Regions from separate parts of the Homo sapiens genome. Here region 1 is linked to region 2. The links are chromatin loops, found by intact Hi-C in ENCODE. Cell type or tissue: heart left ventricle. All regions are shown on one strand. Links, peaks and the distances in the headings refer to the core of each region. The heading gives the core; the rest is flanking DNA.

Region 1 (11,654 bases), core at 2,541-7,540, 190 kb after region 2:
TCTCCAGGCAAACCAAACACCACACTTTGATGTGTCCCCAGTACTTGTGCTTGAATTTCCATTCAAATTTTAGACCTGCAGGACAGGTATCGGTTTTACTTCACCTCTCATCTTTGCTGCAGCATTTATATTGTCAAGAAGTGAAACATACCCTTTGATCCAGTGGGTAAATGACATGACAGTAATTAGAGCTAGAATCGAACCTGCCCTTGGAATATGTTTCTTTTTTAACTAATGCTAATTGTTTATTGCTAAATTTGAAATATTCTGAATCGAAATGAGTAAACTGGCTGGACTTTCTGCATCAGCTATAGTTATGGAGATAAGACAATATTCCTAGGACAGAAACTATGTTTAGAAACCCTTTAAAAGTAAACTTTATCCTTTATGTCTTTAAACATCACAGCTGGTCTCAGGTAGTTAACTATCTTAGGTTGGAATATACTAAGCATACCATATTTAATACTCATATATGAGATAGCAGCACTAGCTTCTTAGAGTTGTGGTCTGTCCAGAAGAACTACATCTTTATTTAGCATGCAGTTTGTGGCAATTCTATTGAGGAGGAAACAGGATAGTATGTACAGTAACAATGTTTAGTTATTCTCAATGCAGATTCTTGGCATTCCATTCCGTTTCTGCTGATTATTTCAGAATTATCTGTTAAAGAGAAAGACAAGCATGATTTAGGTATCCTTCTGGGAGGAAAAATAATGAGTTTAAGTTTTACTCTTCAAAAATAGACATTTGAAAATCAGAGTTTTCTTCAATCTCTCATTATTTTGATGCAATTATAAATTTGCACAATACCCGCCCTTCATGCTGAAAAACTTTACACTTAACCACTTCTGCTATGTGGCCACTATAAAGAAAGATGATTCAAATGCACAGTACTTTCTGGAAAACTGTGGCAGCATATAGAGAGGCATGCATGTTTAGACCACAATTTCTTTTTAAAATTTTTGCTTTATAGCTCTTTATTATACATTCACATTATTGTCCAATTCATATTTGCTACGGTGATCAGAAAGTCTAATCAGAGAATTTGTTTGTACTGAAAAGTCATTTGTAAGGCTTAAATATAAATATTTCAAAATCTATAATAATCAGATATTATTTATCTATTAACTTGCATTTTTAATTCAAAAATGTATTCCCATCAAAAGTAATTTTGTTCCCAACACATAACGACAACCAGTTCAAATTCAAGGTATATTTAAATGTCACATATCAAAGAGTAAAAGGGATAACAGTCTATTAAGGCAGTTAAAAAGTTCTTAATACATCCAAAAGCACAGCTAAAGCACAGATAAAGGTAAACTATTAAGTGCAAGCTGTGGTCCCTTGAGTCTGATCTCTAAGTTCATTTCCAGCTCCATACCTTTGCAAAGGAGAAGGAACTTGGCCCGTGTGGTCCAATCCATTAAATGTCAAGGTTAAAAGCCAAGTTTTTAACACACCGTAACAAAACTATTTAATCTTTTCTAATGCTTTGACCAAATTTTGTGTAATTAATAAGCAAAGCGTTTATTCATTAAACAAGAGTCTGTTAGGAAATAACTGGTAAAATTTGTTTATAATGAGAGTCAGCTAATACTTCTGCACACTAGGATTCAATTCCCAACAAAAGCCTTATTTTCCTAAGCATACTGTATTATCCTGTTATGTATAATTTCTCCACGTGGATATTTTTTCCCTTTAAGTGAGTGCTCCTGTACTTTATATGCAACAATTTTAGTATATGTTCCTCCCATGAAATAAACATGAGTATTCTTTATTTTATTGAAACAGACAGATGTGTAGAGAATTCATAAAAATAGAGAAAGAACTAATTTACATTAAATATTTATAGTAAATGGAAACTTAAAACTTCAGATAAGGTCATTCTTTGATTCTTAAATATTCCTAGGAATGTAAAATTAACTGGGAAAAATAGCATTCCTTGTCTTGTGTACTAACAGACATGAATAAAATTAATAAGATATTATTTTATATGTAAACACAGCATCTAGTATTTGAATACTATTATCTTTGAATATTATCATTGCCAATAGGTAATATTCAAATTTTCTAGATTTAGATATTAAATAGAAATGTTTTGATTTCATCCCTTAGTTTCAAGCCTATCTGTAAGTTTTCCAAATAAGAACGCACCCTAGTCCATCAAATCATGTCTGATTTTTCTTTTTCTTTTACTTTTAAAAAAAAAGTTTCTAAAATAACTCTGGAAAAAAAATTGCAGTTTCTTTCTTTCTTTCTTTCTTTCTTTTTTTTTTGAGACAGGGTCTCCCTCTGTTGCCCAGTTAGGAATGCAGTGGTGTAATCACAGCTCACTGAAGCCTTGAATTCCTGGCCTCAAGCAATCCTCCCACTTTAGCCTCCTGAGTAGCTGGGACTACAACCACGCACCACCATGCCTGCCTAATTTCCATTTTTATTTTTGTAGAGATGGGGTCTTCCTGTGTTGCCCTGGCTTGTCTCAAACTCCTAGGCTCAAGAAATCCTTCCACCTCAGACTCCCAAAGTGCTGGATTATAGGCGTGAGCCACTGTACCCAGCCAGTTTCTTAAATTGATATATAATAATATGTATTTTAGAATGCATTTAGATTCTTGCTTATTTGCTGAAATTGAAATGCTATAAAGAATGAAATTCCTAACCATCTGGAAAAGAAGTATTCTATGAAAAGCATAGCAATGGCAAATTAGAATGGGCAAACGTGGGTTATGGAAGTTACCTATGGCAAGGCTTTGAACTTGTATTTGACGAACAGACATAAATGACCACTGAAATTTAATTGGACTGTAAATCAGTCTTGGAGCTAACTAAAGCATAAACTAGTCTCACCCAGACTGCACTTCCCCTCTGCCCCAGTCTACCGATGAGCTATTATATGAATAAAGACATCAATAAAAATGAGCCCTGGGACTATTGAACTCTCAGCTGTGACTGCTGCCTGGCATCTAGGCCAGAAAACTCTGGCCATCCCCTGGTCTTTGTCTTTGGCTGTCATTTGGTATAAAAAACGAATCACACTCTTGGCATCTGTGAACTTCAAGAGGTTCAACAGATTTAATCTTAGAAGGTGGGAAAGCTTTGGGTGTTTTTCCTTATAGGTTCCATTTTTGGGTGGCAGCATTTTTCTTGGAAATATCTTCTGATTATTAAATTTTTTTTTCCTGAGAAATACAGCTTGCTGATACAGTCTGTATTATCTGTACTCTGGGGTGAAATATGCCCTGGAGATATAGACAGAACAGGGATACAGATCAAGAACAGTTATCAACTGAGGGCCTGTCATATCACTAGCACCCATCTGATTGCACTTCTGTTGTTAGGAGGCACAGGACCTTACAGGCCCGAGAGTCCCAGGGGAGTGTGGGACAGATCTAGCCGGAAGACCACCCACAGGACAGGAGGAAAGTGGAAAGCCAAGTGTGTGTGCTTGTGGGGACTGGCGGGAGGGAGAGGAGAAGCTGCTTTGAGAGAAAGAGGAACCTCTTGTCTAGTTTTTAACATGGCTTTTCTTTATTCAGATTATATGTTGATTTAGCACTAAACAAACATAATTTAATGTTTGATGAATAGATACATTTTGTGTGCTTTCCTGTTACCTCTTTTCAGAGATTTTCTCCCATACCAATGATATATATATATATATATATATGTATGTATGTATATGTATAAACTTTTTCCATCTTTATTGTAGTTTTGTGGCCAGGAGGATCAAAACCTTCATGGGGTGCCTGAATATTTCATTACAGATAAGAAACATACCTTCTTAAAATACCAGGCTTATATGTGGCCCTGGCACATGGGCTACTCATCTGATGTGGATCAACCTTAATTTTGAACTTCTCCATTTCTTAAAATGCTAATTAAAATACAGTTCACCAAAGTGAGCTCAACAGACCAACTGTCCATCACTTCTTTCCTGTCCTGCATTTGGTCAAAGCTGGTGCCCAAAGTTCCCTACTCAACCTCCAAGGCACAGCACCCCATGCTGTCTTGAAAGGGAAGTGGAAAACTCATAGGGTCTGCCAGGGTATGCGTAAGTCAGAGAAACAGCCACCACATTGGGGGTCTCCTGCCAGTCTCCTCTCTGAAGCACCCTTGTTTTTGTTTGAATTTTAAGATATATCCCCTTGATTTTCAGGAGGCTCTGAGAATTTACAAGCTAGAGTCTTACAAGCTAGGTCAGTATTGTGATCATATTTTGCAGACATGGAAAAGATGACGTGCATAATTTTAACTGGCTTGCACAATGTACAAAGTGCTTGCACAAACCAGCATGAGTTTGGAGATGTCACTCTGCTCATTGGTGAAGGCATCCCCTCCAGGGCATGGGGACGGTCTGAGATAGGGCGACGGGACACAGAGGTTCCAAAGAGCATGGCTGTGCCTCATGGAGCCTGCTTCAGAGGGTGCTTAGAAGAACCCCTGTGAGCTTGGGAATCAGGGGAAGGCGAGGCCCTGGGGTGGAACCTACAGCAAATGCACTTGGAGCTTTAGAGGGGAGACAGTGAGACTGTTTGGAGGGGCTAGATGGGTGGAAATTGCTGGGGGACTGTGAGGCTGCTGGGCCTCTCATTCAGGGCATCCTTGCCTGGGTGGTCAACCACATCCTGCCCCAGGGCTCCTCCAGATGGATGTTGCAAACGTGTCTGCTTATAGCATCAGAACACCCTACCGCACCACAGTGCCGCTGCCTCAGCTGCTGAGAAATCTTGGCAAACTATGACGGTAGGAAAGAAATCAAAGATATTCAACAAGCTATATTTCTATTTGTCTCCCTGGGAGACTATTGCCTCAAGTAAGTAGTGTTTTATATAACAAAGCACCATGACAGGAGAAGGAAGTTAAATTATTAAATAAGATTCTAGCTAATCTAGTATGGTAAATCAAAATTCTGAACTGCAAGCATTATTTTCAATTCCTTTTTCCACTAAAAGGAGAACAGACAAAAATAGGAATAGCTGATGCCCACAGTATCTGTGATTCTGTTTTTAAGGCAAAGATACACTTGATCTCAAATCATGAGTACTTTTCTAAATCTTCAGTGGCCCCTCTGGGTGGAACAAGAGTATCTCTGATGCAAAAATATCAGCTGGCTACAATGGAGTCTGCTTATCAATAAGGAAAGGAAATCACATTAAGTGAATTAAACTGTCTCCCCTAGGTGGTTGGATTTAAGAATCTGATGATTCTGCTCAATATACGTTCTCAAGTTACCCCAATGTGAATCCAGTACCTGATTAGTTTCATATTTACTTGTTGAAGACAAAGCATGAATGGCTTCAAAAGCATCAAATGGGTTATTTTTCTATCAAATATGTTATGAGCAGCCATTTAATAATTATAGTGTCCTCAGTGAATTGCCTGCCATTGACTCACAGTGCAGTGGTAGCCAACCTTACTAAAAAGTGGACCAGATTAGGTACTGTCTAATACTAAGCCTCCTGGGGCCAGGCAGGAAAGATATGTAAGTGAATAGGCCAGGTCGAGGGTGTGGCAACAGCCACTCAGCCCCAGCCAAGTGCTACCTGCGGAAACATGGGCTCCATATTACTTGACCTTTTCATTTGCCAAAAGAAGCTGGAAATTCAGCAATGAATTCACATCACAGAAGGATCATATATATCTTTGGGCTAAATTCAGCTAAGAGCTGCTGGTTTGTGTCCTCATCAGCTTTACTTTCTTGAAGGCAATATCCACTATATTCACTAAGTCTGGATGGCTTCCTGAGCTGGCATCAGCCAACGCTACAGGCAACATCATGGCAGGCAGCAGTGGTAAGAGTGAGACCAGGAGAGCAGGTTTACAGGAGAGTTAGTCCTACAACTTTCAGACATTTGGCTTTCGCCCAAAGAAAGAGAGTATGTGACCAACAAGGCACCCTCTACCTAAAAAGAAAATACCAACCCTCCCTTGACTGAGTCATCAGTTATGAAACATGCATGTTTTCTTGTCTCTGCCATGTGATGATGGATTTAGGCTGAGCCATCCATACCTGTCACTCATGATGTGCGCTCAAAAAAGAGCTGAACAGGGTGAGAAACACACTTGGTTCAAAGCAAAATAGTCTCTGCAGAGACTGAAACACTGAACTTGAACTAATCAGCACCATGAACTTAACAGCTGAACTAACCAGTCCTCATGCAGAATGGTGCAAGAGAAGACAAATCAACGTAGAATTTCCTTAGTATTTCAGAGGTACCAAGTATTAATACATTCTGGGTTTTCTACCTTGAGGTTGATCTCCAGGAATTGTACGTATGTATAACTTTGGAAACTGTGGGCTTCTAGGTGACTTCTAGAAGTGTTTATACTTCTTATGTAAAAGTGCTCATTTCAAAGATTCAAGGATGTCAGATGAGTTATTTTTTAAAATGATAGCTCAATATTAAATTTGGTAAGAACTGTTCCTGCTCTGCTTAATTGATAGGAAAACATTCCAGTGAAAATGCCAAGAATTTCCATATATGCAAGTCATCAAGCAATTAGAAAAGAGAAATAATGGATGTTTTGGTTCAGTCTTCCTGTGAATAGCCATTAGGACTGTCTTTGTAATGTTGAGTTTGGATGGCATAGATAAAAAATACCTTATAACATATTTGTGCAGCCTTGCTAAACTACTAAGGAATCTCAATGCATCTTGATGTCACTAACATGGAATCTCAAGTGGGTACTTCCAAGCAGGGCTGGTGCACTAACTGGGTCCACAGCCAAACCAAGCTCTTTAAGGACAGGGGGACTGTCTCATTCATCTTTATAGCCCCAGTATCTAGGATAGGGCTGGGAATTTATTAATTGTTGCTTGCATGGATGGCTAAATAAATTGAAGTCATTGAAGACACAGTGCCACAATGCTGGCATCAACAGAAGACCACCAGACCATTCATGGGAGAAACAGGAATGGGGCAGAAAAAGAACCCTTTGCACAAGATGTGTCATCTGTGCACCTTGTTAGGGTAGTTAAGGACTCAGAAATATCTAAGAGAAATAAACATTCCCTCCCCATTCTCCCATTCTCCCTACTCCCCATTATAGATAAAGGGGAAAATATTCCAGGCTGGGGGCAGAATCACTCACAGAGAAGGGAAATACAGCAGATAAAAATTCACCTAAAGTAACCTTCTAGACTTGGTAGGTTTCTTAGAAATCTTTTGCCATGGTTACAAGGCCCTGTTTCCCCAGAAGGCAGTTAAAGATATTAATAATATTTCACTGCCTCTTTAAACAAAATTTATTATTAATTTAAAAATAGGCAATTAATTGGCATTTCCTAAAAATAGGGCTAAGCTAAGGAGGCTCGCACGTTGCTCACCCTCCCAGTCTGTGTTTCTTCATCCAGTGTTTTCTTCTGATTCTGTCTCACAAGTTCCTTCTTCCCACTCTCTGTTAGCATTGCTTCCTCCTTTAGTCTGTGCACCATTTAATATTCTCTCCACCTTTTCCCCACTGCCCCACACCTCTTCTCCACAGCAGCCATGACTGTCTGAAATGCCCTGATCTTGCCTGAGAGGCTACACTTGTGAGATCTTTCAGTTGAAGCAAACTGCACAGAGGCAAAGGGACATGTGTACATTTTGACTCCAGTATAATTCAGTACTTAATCACAGTATGGATTACTGAAGTCAAAAGAAGTGTCTTAGTCTCTTAGTGAATATATGGTATCAGATAAAAAAGTAATTAAAGCAATTATAATTATACATGTTAACAAATGTACACTTTCAAGAACTTTCTTTGGCCTATTTCATGACTATAAAATTTTAAATATAGGCCGGGTGCAGTGGCTCATGCTTGTAATCCCAGCACTTTGGGAGGCCTAGGTGGACAGATCACTTGAGGTCAGGAGTTCGAGACCAGCCTGGCCAACGTGGTTGAAACCCTGTCTCTACTAAAAATACAAAAATTAGTTGGGTGTGGTGGTGCACGCCTGTAATCCCAGCTACTTGGGAGGTTGAGGCAGGAGAATCACTTGAACCTGGGAGGTGGAGGTTGCAGTGAGCCAAGATTGCGCCACCACACTCCAGCCTGGGCAACAGGACGAGACTCCCGCTCAAAAAAAAAAAAAATTAATTATATAAAAAGCTCAGAGATCATCAGTAGTATATGAAAAGACACTTAAAAATAGTCTGATTCATTATTCTGGGGGAATATTGTTCGGAGGTTGGGCAGTGTCATGCCATATTTGACTTATTTTCAAAATGTAGTTTTATTTGCACAGAAAAGGCATACACTGAGGTCCTGGGGAAAAATTATCAAATATGACAATCAGCTTTACTCTGGAGAAGAGCACACTGAGGTTGTAATGTCCGTAATATTTCATAGCACCTTCAAGAGGAGTTTTGCCAGAATTATTGTTTTGTCCTCTGCTGTTTAGTAGAAAGTTTATATTCAAAGCTCTAATTCCCCTAGTTTCAATGATACTTTTTGTGGATGACTCATTTCTGTCCAATATTTTCCACTTGATTATATTTGAACAAAATATTTTTAGATATACTAAAGAAAAATTGTCATTTAAAACTATTAATAATTGACGTTTTACATGAAAAGCAATAATACTGTCCTCGCTGAAGATTACTGACCAGGGTTCACATTGACAACTTAGAGTATCTGGATAAAATTCATAAACGGGAATGCTCAACTTTGAATAAGATTCTGCTCTTTGCATGAGTCCATGTCACATGTAAAAACATCTAGGTTCTTATGAGTATTGCAGTTAGGCTTTGATTATAATCCCCTCCCTGACTCCAGACAGTCTCCTTCAATCCTAGCTCCCCTGGGGGAATTCTGAGGATCATTTCTGTGGCTCTCATGCTGAGATGGGAATCTTGTCCTCAGACCATCTAACAACCCATATGTCATCCAAGGGTGAACACTTTTCTTCTCCTATATGATATAAATGAGGATGAAGGTAAAGAGGCATGAGAAGGAGACTTTTCTTTCCTGGCCCTTTCCGCTGGCGTTCTAGAAGTGTTTTAAGCAAAGACATATTCAAGAGCACTGTGTATTTATTCAGAAGGAGGGGAGTTATGCGACTGTGTTTCCTCAGCAGGTGCCAGAAAAGGTAAAATCAAAACAAAACCCTAGATTGGAAGGACTGCATGATAGCCAGGAAAAAAAAAGTGAAACCCTGTCTCTACAAAAAAATTAGCCAGGCATGGCCCAAGTGAGGCTAAGGCAGGAGAATCACTTGAACCCGGGAGGCGGAGGTTGGAGGTTGTGGTGAGCCAAGATGGCGCCACTGCACTCCAGCCTCGGTGACAGAGTGAGACACCCTTTTCAAAAAAAAAAAAAAAAAAATAGTTGGCAGATGAAACCATGGCATCAAGAGAAATGGGGAAGAAGGTGGTGTGAATGGGTCTGGTGGCTACCCAGAAGCAGGCCCGAGATTTTATCTTCCTATTCCTTACCCAACATTTGTGATTCCACACCATACTTCCCATTCCGACTCCACAGGCTTTCCCCGGATGACATTCTAGTCATGGAATTCACCAGGGATTATGGCGCCTCCACAGCTCCAGCAGGTGGAGGAGGTGACGGAATTTTCTATTTTCTGTTGCATGGACATCTGGGGGTTTGGTGATATGTTTCTTGAATCCCAAAGATATAGCAACATCATAGACATGAGTGGCATTTGGCCTGGGCCATGCTTTAGCACTGTGTTACTTATAAAAATGCCACAAACTAAATAAAATGGTTGTAGGCCAGCCCAGAGATCTAACCACCAAGGCCATGGCTGTCTCTGTAGGAGAACTGAATTTCAAACCAAATGACAAAGGTAATTTTGAATATGTTTAAAATTAGGGACTGTATGTGTACTAAAGCAGGATAAATTCCTCTACTAAATCAAGAAAAAATATATAATATGTGGGACACACTAAGAAAATATTTGAAAGTGTTTAAAATATTTACAGTAAGTTGTGTAGGAAGTGAGGCTCTCTGAGATTAAATAGGCTGCTTCACTGAAGATGACTCCTGGACATAAAGTAGAATCTGAGAAAACATTTTTATACCTTTAAAAATCAGCACTGTATTCACTGCTGTATTCCCAAGGTAGGTCTTAATATTATGTAACATAATATGTAATATATGTAATATGCAGACAATATGTTACATAATATTAATTAATATAATATGTAACATAATATTAAGACCTACCTTGTTGTATACATTGAAAATATTTTCCTAATATATCTATTTTTGTTCATGGTTATTGTTGATATAAGTATATCTGGAATATTTTAAAGAACAGGAACTGGCAACTCAGGAGTGAAAAATAAAAATTTAATAAACGTGAAAGTTAAAAAAATTAAAGCAACAAGGGAATTCCAAAAAAATTCATTTATGCAGCAACAGAAAAGAAATTTCAAAAGCATTCATATATGATATGGGTTTTTTTCAAAATGAGATTTTGCTCCCAGTAATAAATTGAAGATTCAGGTCAAGAAAAATCACAGAAACAAGATCTTGTTGGATTTAACATAAAATGTCCAATCCTGCTCAATGCCCTGCTTTTGTATCCATTACCATTATGTTGGACTTAGAATCCTGGGCACATTTTGGCCACAGTACCCATTTTAACAGTGGAGTAGAATGTGTAATTTAGCCTGCTAAGAATTGGCTTTCAAGGCATCAAAGGGAGAAAAGCAACCAAATGCTAAAATGCAGTAAAAGGAACAGTAAGATTAATGTAAGGTACTGGACTTGGACATGTGTCTTTGTGTATCGTCATCATCTTACACATTTCTCAAACTGGTGGGATGCTGCTGCCATATAACAAATTTTCCAGCAAAAAAATTAGTGTTTTTTTCTTTTTAGTTCTTTGCCTGTGTGTGGTGTGTGTGTGTGTGTGTGTGTCAGAGAGAGGGAGAGAGAAAGAGAGGGACAGAGAGGGAGAGATAGAGAGAGAGGTTAACAAAAACCACTCAATTGTGTGTAAAATCTAGGTGCAAAGGAAAAATCAAAAAGAGTACTGGAGGGGAATTTCAGGAGGCTTGTCTGTGCCACCAGTCAGATTTGTGCCCTTTCGAGCCTTAGTTCCTCACTTGGCTTGTATCACGCTGGCACCTCTGCAGTGCGGTAAGTAGTTAAGCCAGGTCACCATCTGCCCTCCCCAGTAAGCCCTCAGGAAGTGCCAAAATAGCCAATCGTCGGCAAAATGGAAACCAAAGGAGGAAAATGTTTAGAGGAGGAGGAGAGCTCCCACATTATCTTGTATTTCTTTATTACTAACCATCCCCCATTAAAGCTCGGTGGTGAGGCCCATTCTTTCAGCATCACCATTTACTTTCTGAGATGACCCTTCTCATATGATAAGGACTCTGACTGTAATTATTTGTACATTTGTGTATCGCCTGTCCCCCTCACCATGTAAGACCCATGAGAGCAGGAACTACTGTTTTCATTGCTGTATTCCCACAATTCTGAACTGTACATGGCTCAAGGTGGGTGTGGTTTTTTTTTGTTTGTTTGTTTGGTTTTGCTAGAGTCTTGCTCTGTTGCCCAGGCTGGAGTGCAAAGGCGCAATCTTGGCTCACTGCAACCTCTGCCTCCCAGGTCCAAGCGATTGTCCTGTCTCAGCCTCCCGAGTAGCTGGGATTACAGATGCCCACCACCACACCTGGCTAATTTTTGTATTTTTAGTA
Region 2 (11,654 bases), core at 4,162-9,161:
TCATGCTGGGTGAGGTTAGAAGAGCTGCAAGGAGATTTGAAAACTGCCCGAGGGGACAGTTGAGTGAGGGATTTATTGTGTTTGAATTTACTGAGATATATTTATGTGTGCAGCTAAGTTGTTGCTATGAAAGATTCATGACAATGGCAAAGCTTGAGATTTGACTGTATTGTTAACGATCCACTATATTATGTCACTTGTTTGGTGAATTCTTTAATTCAGAGAAATCTTCCAGGTACCATTGGACACTTGCCAGCACCTGATGCTAACCTTCCTGCCCTTTCTACCTCCAACACACTTCTCTCGGCTTCTCAACCACTTTCATCCTGACACACCACCCTCAATCTAAACTGGACCTCACGCCAAGCCCATCTTTATTCCTACAATGGCCTTACTCAAGCCTGTCCACACACGTTCTTACTCATTTGACATGAAATTTTGACACAGATAACATAAAACCCATAATAAGGGCCAGGTGTGGTGGCTCACGCCTGTAACCCCAGCATTTTGGGAGGCTAAGGCAGGTGGATCATGAGGTCAGAAATTCAAGACCAGCCTGGCCAAGATGGTGAAACCCCATCTCTACTAAAAATACAAAAATTAGCCGGGCATGGTGGTGGGTGCTATAATTGCAGCTACTTGAGAGGCTGAGACAAAGAATTGCTTGAACCTGGGAGGCTGAGGTAGCAGTGAGCCGAGATCATGCCACTGCACTTCAGCCTGGATGACAGAGCTAGACTCCATTTAAAAAAAAAAAAAAAAAAAAAAAGAGAAATACCCATAATAAGTCACTGCAATGAGTTCATCAGTAACCAGCTGATTAACAAGGGTTTCTAATTCAAAGAGCATGTAAGGCTAGTCACTGAGAAAATTTGAAATGCCACAATCTTCTCGCTCACAGATGTAAGAAAAGGGTATTTTCACTAATTTGACAAAAATCCTAAACAGTTACATGACATTACCAACAATGAGTTACAAAGTTGAAAGGAATTGTTTTAAAACTAAACTTGGTCAACAATCCTAAAGATTTTTCTATTCTCTCTTCAGTAAATATTAACAAAGTCATCATTATATGGTCAAAGTGCACTTAGACAGAAACGTAGGAAAAAGGCCATTGAGGCTTGCCAGGGAATCAATGAATAAAAATACTTTTGTGGATGTTGTGATTTATGTGGCATTTTCCAGGTTTTTATTATTTAATTTGGGGGCATATTTTTTCTCACTTTAAATAATACTCTCTTGCATATTTTTTATATATTAATAGTTATTTTAAATTAGACATTCTAAATTTTGAGACTGTAGATTCACATGCAGTTGTAGGAAATAATGCAGAGGAATTCTGTGCATTATTCATCCCGTTTCCTATTTCCCCAATGGCAACATTGTGCAAAACTATACTATAGTATCAAAACTAGGATAATGAGGCCGGATGCAGTGGCTCATGCCTGTAATCCCGGCACTTTGGGAGGCTGAGGCAGGCGGATCACCAGAGGTCAGGAGTTCGAGACCAGCCTGACTAACATAGCAAAACTCCGTCTCTACTAAAAATACAAAAACTAGCCGGGCATGGTGATGGGTGCCTGTAATCCCAGTTACTCAGGAGGCTGAGGCAGGAGAATCGCTTGAACCCGGGAGGCGGAGGTTGCAGTGAGCCCAGATCACGCCATTGCACTCCAACCTGGGCGACACAGCGAGACTCTGTCTCAAAAAAAACCAACCGAACAAAAACCAACCAAACAAAAACACTAGGATAATGATATTGATACAGTTTACATATAATTTTTATATTTGTACCTTTGTGGTTTTTTTTTTCTAAAGAGCTCCCTACTACCCCCAGTATGATAGACTTCAGTCCCCCTGTCTAACATGTGCCGGACACCATTCAAGGTGCTGGGGATGGAGGACTGAATAAAAGAGCCAAAGTCCCTGGTCTCAGGGAGCTGCCACTCTATTGAGGGAAATAGAAATAAAATATACAGCATATCAGATAAGTATTATGGAGAAAAATCAAAGAATAAGGAGGTAGGGAGAATCTGAGATAGACTGACATTACTAATTTAAGAAGGGAAGCTGGAGAAGGAAGGCAGTATATGATTGCTTTACCTTTTAATAAATCTCACTTTGGAGCTCAAACGCCACCCTAAGACTGCTAGATCATACTTGCATTATACAAACATCTATGTCTCTAAGGAGGTGTTTTATTTCAACATGAGGTGCAGCATTAGCATCACCAGAAAATGCTTTTAGCACAGAGGATGTAACTAAAATAGGATCTATGCCCAAGGCAACAATATTAAAGAGTTCCAATGGGAAAGTCTGTTATTAATATGTAATTTAATTTTAAGAACTGCTTACTTTGTCCAAACTACATTGTCTTGGGAGCTACTTGTTTTGTCATTTGAAAATAATGAAGTGCCAAAGTCAGTACCAATCACATTAAGTCAAAGACACAAGACAGAGAAGTCTGCGGCAGCTATTTTTTTTTTAAAGGCAGCAATGAGCTCCCAAAGAATAAATCATTTTCAACCCATAGGCTTGCATAGAAAAGAGGCCTCCATGAATGTGGAGTTGAAGAAGCCAGCCATAGCAGAGAGGGCTCTGCAGACCGGGCATGTGTTCTGCCCCTGGCAATTAGTGTGTGATGTGATGAAGACACTCAACTTTCTCAGATGATCAAATCAAATGACATATTTAAGCTCCTTCTGTGATGATGACTTGCATAGAACAGTTGCTCAATAACTGTTTCATTTTCATCCGTTTCATTCCATCAGTGGTAAAACCAGGATGACATTCATAATAAGTACATTGCAGGAGTATAGCATTGTTAGAATTTAAGGCAATAACCCATGTTTAAACAATCATGTAAACTGGAAGACACCATAACTGTTGGTTTTCATTCTTGAATATGATAAACTTCATTCTTTTTATGATTTGTTTTGCTATGTTTTGAACTAAGAGAATATGACAAGTATTTGGAATTTTCTAGAGTGATAGGTCATAAAAAATTGTCTTACCAATTGTTTTGGCTACTGGAGTAGTGATATGAACTAATGTTGCACAGAAGTCTGAAGGGTGAATGACTGATGTTAAATGGCAGTCAATTAAAAGTGAATATATAAGTATGGTTAAGTGTAGAAAACTGGCCTATCAGAAAGTATAGTGAACTGAGAGAACTAAATTATAGAAATATTGTACTTGATTGCTCCTAAGTATTGGGAACTTTGAATTCCCAAGAATATATGAAGAATAGCTTTTCTTTCTCACCTTTTACTGGACCCTGAAATAGAATCAGGGTCTCCCTAAAGACAGCTTAACTCTGCTTTTGGCTGTGACATTTCTCTGACAGTCTCTGAAAGAGGATCAATACAGTAACACAGCAGCTCCTCACAGATCAAGACCCTAACTCACAAAAAATAGCTGGGTGTGAAGGTGGTTGCTGGAAAGGAAGAAATGAAGAGAGAAAGGAATGAGACATTATTGTGAAGCCCAGAGACATTATTGTGAAGCCCAGAGACTTTAGGCAAGATTTGATCTAATGTCTTGGTGATGTCAGCAGTGTGTCCGTATCACTCCCCTCTCCCTCCCTTTCTGCTGCCTCATCTCAAGTGGCATCCCCTCATGTTTGTTGGTTTCACAGAAGAAAAGGAAGGCCAGTGTAACTTGGAGCTTTGTGATGGGGAAACATGCAGGAGAAGCAGCAGGTGGCAGATTGGAGGAGGCAGATTATCTATGGCCTTGTATACCTGGCAAAGAGTTTGAATTTTGTGTTGAGCAGTAGGAGGCCACTAAAGATTCTTAATCAAGGGAGCTACATGACATGCTGTACAGTCTTAAAATATCACATTGATGGCGAGGACAGAGTGGTTTGGAGAAGGATCAGAGAAGGGAAATAAACAAGGAGGTGGTTATAGTGTCTCTTGGGTCTTGGTAAGGAGTATATGTGGGAGACATGAAGAAAAAAAAGCAAGAGTGAAGTATGTTATTTATGGTGATTGATTGCAGCCCAAGTTTAGAGTGTTCTTCTTGGTATTTATCTTGCCAGGTACCCCAGATGTACTACCTGACTATGGCTAATGTTTATGTTAAATATTTTCCATTTTGGTTACTTGAAAGTTTTTAGCTCAATATTATAAAACACAAGAGGAAAAAAAAGTGACTAATACAAGAAACAAACATAGCAGAATTAGACCCCTAAGGAATTTAGATCATAGAATTTGCAGAAAAACACACTGAATTACATTTGTTTAAGATAGATAAAACTATTTAAAAAAGGATTAAGACACCAGAAAAGAACAAGAAAATGTGAAAAAAGAAGATGATGCATATTTGAAAAAGAACCAAATAGAACTCTTAGAGAAGGAAAATATAGTCATTGATATAAAAAAACTTCAATAGGTTAAGCACAGATGAAATATAGCTAAATTGGTAAACTGGAAAAGAATGAGGATATTCTCTAGAATGCATCATAAGTATGAAGTGGTGAAGAATTTAAATGAGAGATTAAGAGATGAGAACGGCCAACACATGTCTTAACGGCAGTTCTGGAGAAGATAACAGAAAGGATGAAGCAGTGGCTGTAATATAGGAGTATGGCTGAGAATTTCCTAGAGTTGATTAAAGATATGATTCTCAGATACAGACAGCACAAATCCTACTAAGTATGATAAATTGAGGTAAATCAACATTTGAGAATTTAGATACACTGCAGAGATCAAAGGAAAAGAAACCTTAGTGTTAATCAGAAAAAACCCAGGATGTCTTCAAAGGAATAATACATAGTGGACTTCTGACCAGCGATAATGGAATCCAGAAAGACAGCAGAATAAATCAAAGTAGATCTTTACATCCAGCTAAGCTCTAACATGAACCATAGCAAAATACAGACAATATGGATCATCAAGAACTGGAAGAGTTTACTATTAACAGATCTTTGACATGGATTTTTAAAGAATATACTTCTGGAAGGAATGTGAAGAATGGACAGTGACACAATGAGATACTATGTCATACCCACTAATATGACTATAAATAAGAGAAAATAACAGTGTTGATGGGGATGTGGAGAAGTTGGTACCCTCATACACCGCTGGTGGGGATGTCAGATAGTGGAGCCATATTGGAAAACAGCCTGGCAGTTCCTCACAAGGTTAAATACAGACCTACTATATGACTCAGCAATTCTACTCCTAGATTTATACCAAGAAAACAAAAAAAAAATGTCCACACAAAAACTTGTACATGAATGTTCATGGAAGCATTATTTTTAATAGCCCAAATATGGAAACAACCAAATGCTCATCAACTAACGAGTAGATAAATAAAATGTGGTATATCTATACAATGGACTATTATTTGAGAGTTAAAAGTAATGAAGTACTGATACATGTTACAACATGGATGAACCTTGAAAACACTCTACAAAGCAAAGGAAGTCAGACACAGGAGACCACATATTGCATGATTCAATTCATATGCAATGTACAGAACAGGCACATTTCAAGACAGAAAGTAGATTAGTAGTTGATTAGGGCTGAGAGGTTTGGGGAAACAGAGGGACTGCTAATGGGCACAACATTCTTTTTGGGGTGATTAGTTCTAAAATTGATAGCAGTGATGGTTGCACAACTCTGTAAATGTACTAAAAACTACTGTATTGTACACTTTAAATAGTTGAATTATGTGGATATGGATTGAATCTCAAGAAAAAAGAAAAATGAATAAATAATGGTCAAAGAAATTGGTAAATACATTGGTGAGTAAATCTACTTGCTAAACTGAAACGAAAAATGAAACAATTTAAAATAGGAGACAAGTGGAGAAGGTAGAAATCCTTATTAACCCTAGACTCTATTAAAAAATCCATGCATAATTTTAAATTCATAAGGGAATAGGAAAGAAACAAGTTATATAATCAATATAAAAGAAAATTAAAGAATTAGGGAGCTAAGGGTCCAACTCAATAATTAGAAAAGAACAAACCCAAAGAAAGTAGAAGGAAATAATAAAGATGAGAGCAGAAAAAAATACAAAATGGTGGGTATTAAAGTCAACTGTTGGTTTTCAAAGAGACTAATATAGAATATGGAAACCTTTTTCAATAATAATAGAGGGAATTTATAACTAATATAAATGAAAAAGGGACGTGGCTACAGATTGGAGTAAAAATGATACGAGAATATTATAAATAACTTTATGTCAATAAGTTATGTTGACTATCAGGAACATACTGTAATTGTTATACTTAGGAAAATGAAATGCATTTACATTAGAGCCAGTACCAAAGCAGTAAGACCAGCTCTCACTTCTCCAGTTCAACAGTGTAATGGAGGGCTTAGCCAGTGTAGTTAGACAATAAAAGAAACAAACATGGAAACTGATAAGGAGGGGGAGATTATTCACTTCACATGGCTCCATTGTTCTTGCTATAAGTAGGTATTGCTTTTGTACGGAAAGAATTCAGTAAAATGAATGAAAGAAATAATTGACTATTTTCTCAAACTTTTGTTTTAAAAAATATATTTGGTACCATTTTTATTCTTTTCTCCCACCCAAATCTCATGCTGAGTTGTAATCCCCAATGTTGGAGGTGGGACCTGGTGAGAGGGATTGGGTCACTGGGGTGGTTTCTAATGGGTTAGCACCGCTCCCCTAGTGCTGTTCTCCTGATAGAGTTCTCATGAGATCTGGTTATTAAAAAGTGTAGCACCTCCCCCTTCTCTCTTGCTCTTGCTCTGGCCATGTTAGACGTGCCTACTTTCCCTTTGTCTTCTGCCATAATTGAAAATTTCCTCCTCAACCATGCTTCCTGTACAGCCTGCAGAACCGTGAACCAATTAAACCTCCTTTCTTTATAAATTACCTTGTCTCAGACGTTTCTTTATAGCAATTCGAGAGCGGACTAATCCATAAACATTGCAAGGAAATGGATGAATCGTCACAATTAGAAGGGTATATGATTTTCTACCTACAAAAGCCAAGGGAATGAAAACCAGTAAGAGTGTGTGAACAATAGATTTACATCATTCTCTTCGTCATAGTCACTGTCTTTGTTATCATATAATTACTACTCTGTTCTAGAGTCTGTGCTAAAGATGTGATGTTATTATCTCATTTAATCCTCACAACAAACTGAAGAGGTATGCTGTTGTCATCCCTACTTCAGCGGCGAGGGAATCTGTTGAAAGAGGAGTCAGCTTAGCTCCATGCACAGAGCCAGTGAGTAGAAGATCTGGGATGTCAGTCGAGGGAATCTGAGCTTGCAGACTTCGGCCTCCACCACTGGGCTGCGCTGCCTCCAAACACAGCCTTCTACTCCAGAGACTGGAGCAGGAAAAGATGTTATTCTAGTTGCCAGACAAATCATCAAGGCCCAGGAGTAAACCAATTGAAATATGCCTTAGACCTAAATGAAGGAAAGTACTAACCAGTACTGAAGGACATAAAAGAAAACCTAAATATAGAGAAAATCATACCACTTTTGGGGCAAGGGTGGGCGATGGTGGCACTCATTACTGTGAAGAGGTCATTACTCTAATCTATGAATTCAGTTCAATCCCAATCAGTACCTCAAAAGGATTTATTTAAGAGAAATTTGTTAAGCTAGTTTTAAAGTTCATTTGAAAGAGAAATTCAGAAGCCATAAAAAAAATTACAAGTTAGGCTACATAAAAATAAAGATTTCCGTATGTCACAAAACATCATATGTAGTTTTTTTTTTTTTTTTTTTTTTAAATGATCATCATCTAGGGAAAGCTACTTGTCACATATAAGACAGACAAAGGGTTATATCCCTAATAAACTAAGTGCCTACACACTGATATAGAAAAGAAAAACAACTTGATTGATAGATTAGGTAAAGCTATGATCAGGCAATTCATAGTAAAGGAAATATAAATGGTCAATAAAATATGAAAAGATGCTCAAACCCCCTAGTAGTCAGGTAAACAAAAATAAAATGATGGAAATTTGATTTCTGCCTGTCAGACTGGCAAACGTTTAGAAGATTGATGGCATCTAGTACTGGCAAGGGTGGTGGGAAATTCATATGCTTTTCAGTGTTCATGGAGATTTAAATTGTTACAGTCTTCTTAAAAAAGTAATCTAGTGGTATTAAAATGTAATATATATACATATGCCCTTTGACACAGAAGTTCCATTTTTTAGAAATATAGTTTACAGAAATAAATAAGGCAGCTACTCAGGGGGCTGAGGTAGGATAATCGCTTGAACCAGGGAGGCCGAGGTTGCAGTGAGCCGAGATCATGCCACTGCACTCCAGCCTGGGCAACAAGAGCGAAACTTCATCTCAAAAAATAAAAAATTTAAAAAAAAAGTAAAGTATGTGTAAGTTTGTTATCCCAGCATTGTGTGTGATGGAAAAAAATTATTTGAAAAAAATATAAATGGTTGAATTGTGGCTCATTCTTACTATTGATAATTATGCAGCTTTTATAAAAGATTACATCTATAGGAACCAAAGTTAAGGGAAATCTATAGTGTTATTATTAAATGAAATAAACTACTAAGTAGTGGTAACATTAGTTTTGTTAAAGCAAAATCCTATATAATATGTACACCTTTATCTCATATATAGGAGATATATTCCATATATATTTATCCTGTATATCCTTAAATATATTTACATATATGTGTATAAACATAAGGAAAGTTGTGGGAGAGTACTTATAAAACTTAATATTGGTTATCTCAGGATACTGAGATTAGAAGCATGGAGGGGGAGACTCTTAACTATCTTTACATAGCTCCACTGTCCTTGTTATAAGCATGCATTGCTTTGGTACAGAAGAATTCAGTAAAATAAAGGAAAGAAATAATTTGCTATTTTCTCAAACCTTTGCTTTAAAAAATATATGAAATACCATTTTTATTTTCTCCCTCTTAATCCCCTATTTTCTCTGCAAGCCTGATATTGACCAGGGCTGATTTTGCCAATTACGATAGTTTTCAAGATAGAAGTCCCCAGGGTTGGTGAGGGACCAACATATATACCAGACCATAATACATACCACAATGGCATGCTTTGTGTGTAAAAGGATTTCATTTTCTCTAATTAATAGCTTAGTAGTTTTTGGACATTAAGCCTCAAATAAGCCCTGGAATTAATGTCATTCCGTCTATGTAGTGATTTACCAAATTCCAGATGGTTCCCTGGTGTGGTCCTTTGTTCATGATGTCAGAGTTACTAATCCCTTTTAGCCAAGCAAGCATTTATTATGTGTTGCAAATGCAGATACTCTCAGGTCACCAGTAGGACATTTGGTTAAGAGATAAGAGGAGGAATCATTTGTCTCTCCTGATGATCTGGTGGAGATACTTGGTGTGGTGGGTGGGCTAGCTGAAAAAGAAATCAGAGAAATTCCCAGGAAGAACTGCTTTGGGGCTGGCTAGCTAGTATCTTTCTGACATTTTTTTCTCCTTCAGAAATCCTTTGCCTTACTCAGAACCCTTGGATTAAGTAATAGGAACTGCCCCAGTCAAGTTCAGTTTTTACTAGGATTTTTTCCCCACCAAATATGAACAAATGTAATTCCTGGGCTTTGTGAATTTCTGTTGTGATTTTAGTAATGTTTTTGACATTGCTAACAGACTCTGAAGAAAAATGCAATCTGTCAGTAAACCCTTTAATATAGTAAGGTTTTTTTTTTTTTTTTTTTTGAGATGGAGTCTTGCTCTGTCGCCCAGGCTGGAATGCAGTGGTGTGATCTCAGCTCACTGCAACCTCTGCCTCCTGGGTTCAAGCGATTCTCCTGCTTCAGCCTCCTGAGTAGCTGGGATTACAGGTGTGCACCACCACACCTGGCTAATTTTTTCTATTTTTAGTGGAGACTGGGTTTCACCATATTGGTCAGGCTGGTCTCGAACACCTGACCTCGTGATCCACCCACCTCAGCCTCCCAAAGTGCTGGGATTACAGGCGTGAGCCACTGCGCCCAGCCATTTTTTTTTTTTTTTTTTTTTTTTTGAGACGGGTTCTCCCTCTGATGTCCAGGCCAGAATGCAGTGGTGTAGTCAGCTCACTGCAGCCTCAAACTCCTGTGGTCAAGTAATCTTCCTGCTTCAGCCTCACGAGTAGCAGGGACTACAGGTATGCACCACCACATCTGGCTAATTTTTTTTTTTTAATTCTGTAGAGATGAGGTCTCACTGTGTTGCCCAGGCTGGTCTTGAACTCCTGGCCTCAAGCAATCCTCCTTCCTCGGCCTCCCAAAGCACTGGGATTATAGGCATGGGCCACTGCACCTAGCCAGACATTTTTTTAATTGTGGTAAAATACACATAACATGGTTACCATCTTAGCCATTTTTAAGTGCACAGTTTAGAAGTGTTAAGTATATTCATATTGTTGGGCAACCAATCTCTAGAACATTTTAATCTTGCAAAACTGAAACTATACCCATTAAACAACTCCCCATTCCCCTGCCTCCCAGACCCTGGTAACCACTATTCCACTTTGTTTCTATGAATTTGACTACTCTGGATACCTCATATAAGTGGAATCATCCAGTATTTGTCTTTTTGTGTCTGGCTAATTTTGTTTAGCATTATGTCTTCAAAGTTCATCTCTGTTGTAGCACGTTATCATAATTTCTTTCCTTTTTAAGGCTAATATTCCACTATGTCCATTAAGGGATTTCATTCATATATACATATATATATATATATACATATATATATACACACATATATATATACATATATATACACACATATATATATACATATATATATACACACATATACATATATACACACATATATATACATATATATACACATATATATACATATATATACATATATATACATATATATACATATATACATATATATGTATATATATGAATGAAATATATGAATGAAATATATATATGCACACACACACACACACATACACACATATTCAAAAGCCTTAGATATAAAAAATATTCACTGTTTTAACCCTCGAAAAACCTGTACTCATTTATTTATTGAAGTTGACTAAAATATGGCCGAGTACTAAAAAAACTGATGACTGAGTCACTACTCTGGAAGTTCTCAAAGTGAGGATACAGTGATTATCCAAGGCTGGATGGGTCATTTGTGCAATATGTAAAAGTAACAAAGACATACCACCTTAAGTTACCCTATTTCAGGGCCTGTTGTTTCTAGAGAATTCCTTACAACTCTCCCTTGCAAAACTCTTCCTCTCACTCATAGAAGATCAAAGTGGAATTTACTAATTTAAGGACTAATATTTCGCTTATTGTTCTAAGCTTATAAATTCTGCCTCTTACAGAAAACAGACCCTCTTCCTTGTTTTAGATCATATTTGCGTTTAGTATTTTTTTTTTTTTGGCATTAGAAACAGAAAGGAGAGAGGCTGCTGAGTCCCCTGCTAAAGCTCTAGTCTAAGACTGACATTTTAAAATTCAGCAGACAGAGCAAATCCACATGATTCCAGGACTTGCCTCTCAAGGTCAGAATATTTAGTGAACACTTGGGTCAAATCCTCTCCTTGGTATCGGTGCCAGGATGTTGGCCCTCAGTTCACCTTCCTGAGCTCTTTGCTCAGTTCTCTTAGGGATGTTTGGCTGTGCCCCCTCAGGCCTTACTTCTGAGCTGATACGTTTGACCTCAAAATGGATAACAGGGCA

Evidence for each region. Hi-C counts contacts between places; a loop is a spot of excess contacts. Peaks named below come from ENCODE experiments on the same cell type or tissue, not always from the same donor. Only the 100,000 strongest peaks of a DNase experiment are listed, where the experiment ranks them.
Region 1: a loop joins it to region 2, with 2.1 times the contacts of the local background. A loop is called at or near these places in 2 of 110 quality-filtered maps.

What each region holds. Positions count from the first base shown.
Region 1 is chr13:97,380,328-97,391,981 of GRCh38, reverse strand. MBNL2 (muscleblind like splicing regulator 2) reads right to left here. Exons shown (of 9, transcript NM_001382683.1): 9 at 1-660. The coding sequence ends at 533. Among named protein-coding and RNA genes, the nearest start is that of RAP2A, 48 kb to the left of the region's middle. In heart left ventricle, for the core only: no CTCF peak of the experiment used is centred there; a DNase peak (open chromatin) is centred at 4,601.
Region 2 is chr13:97,570,743-97,582,396 of GRCh38, reverse strand. The region is part of intron 3 of LOC105370324 (a long non-coding RNA gene); the gene reads left to right. Among named protein-coding and RNA genes, the nearest start is that of RAP2A, 140 kb to the right of the region's middle. RefSeq lists an enhancer at 7,180-7,229. In heart left ventricle, for the core only: a CTCF peak has its summit at 7,282; no DNase peak of the experiment used is centred there.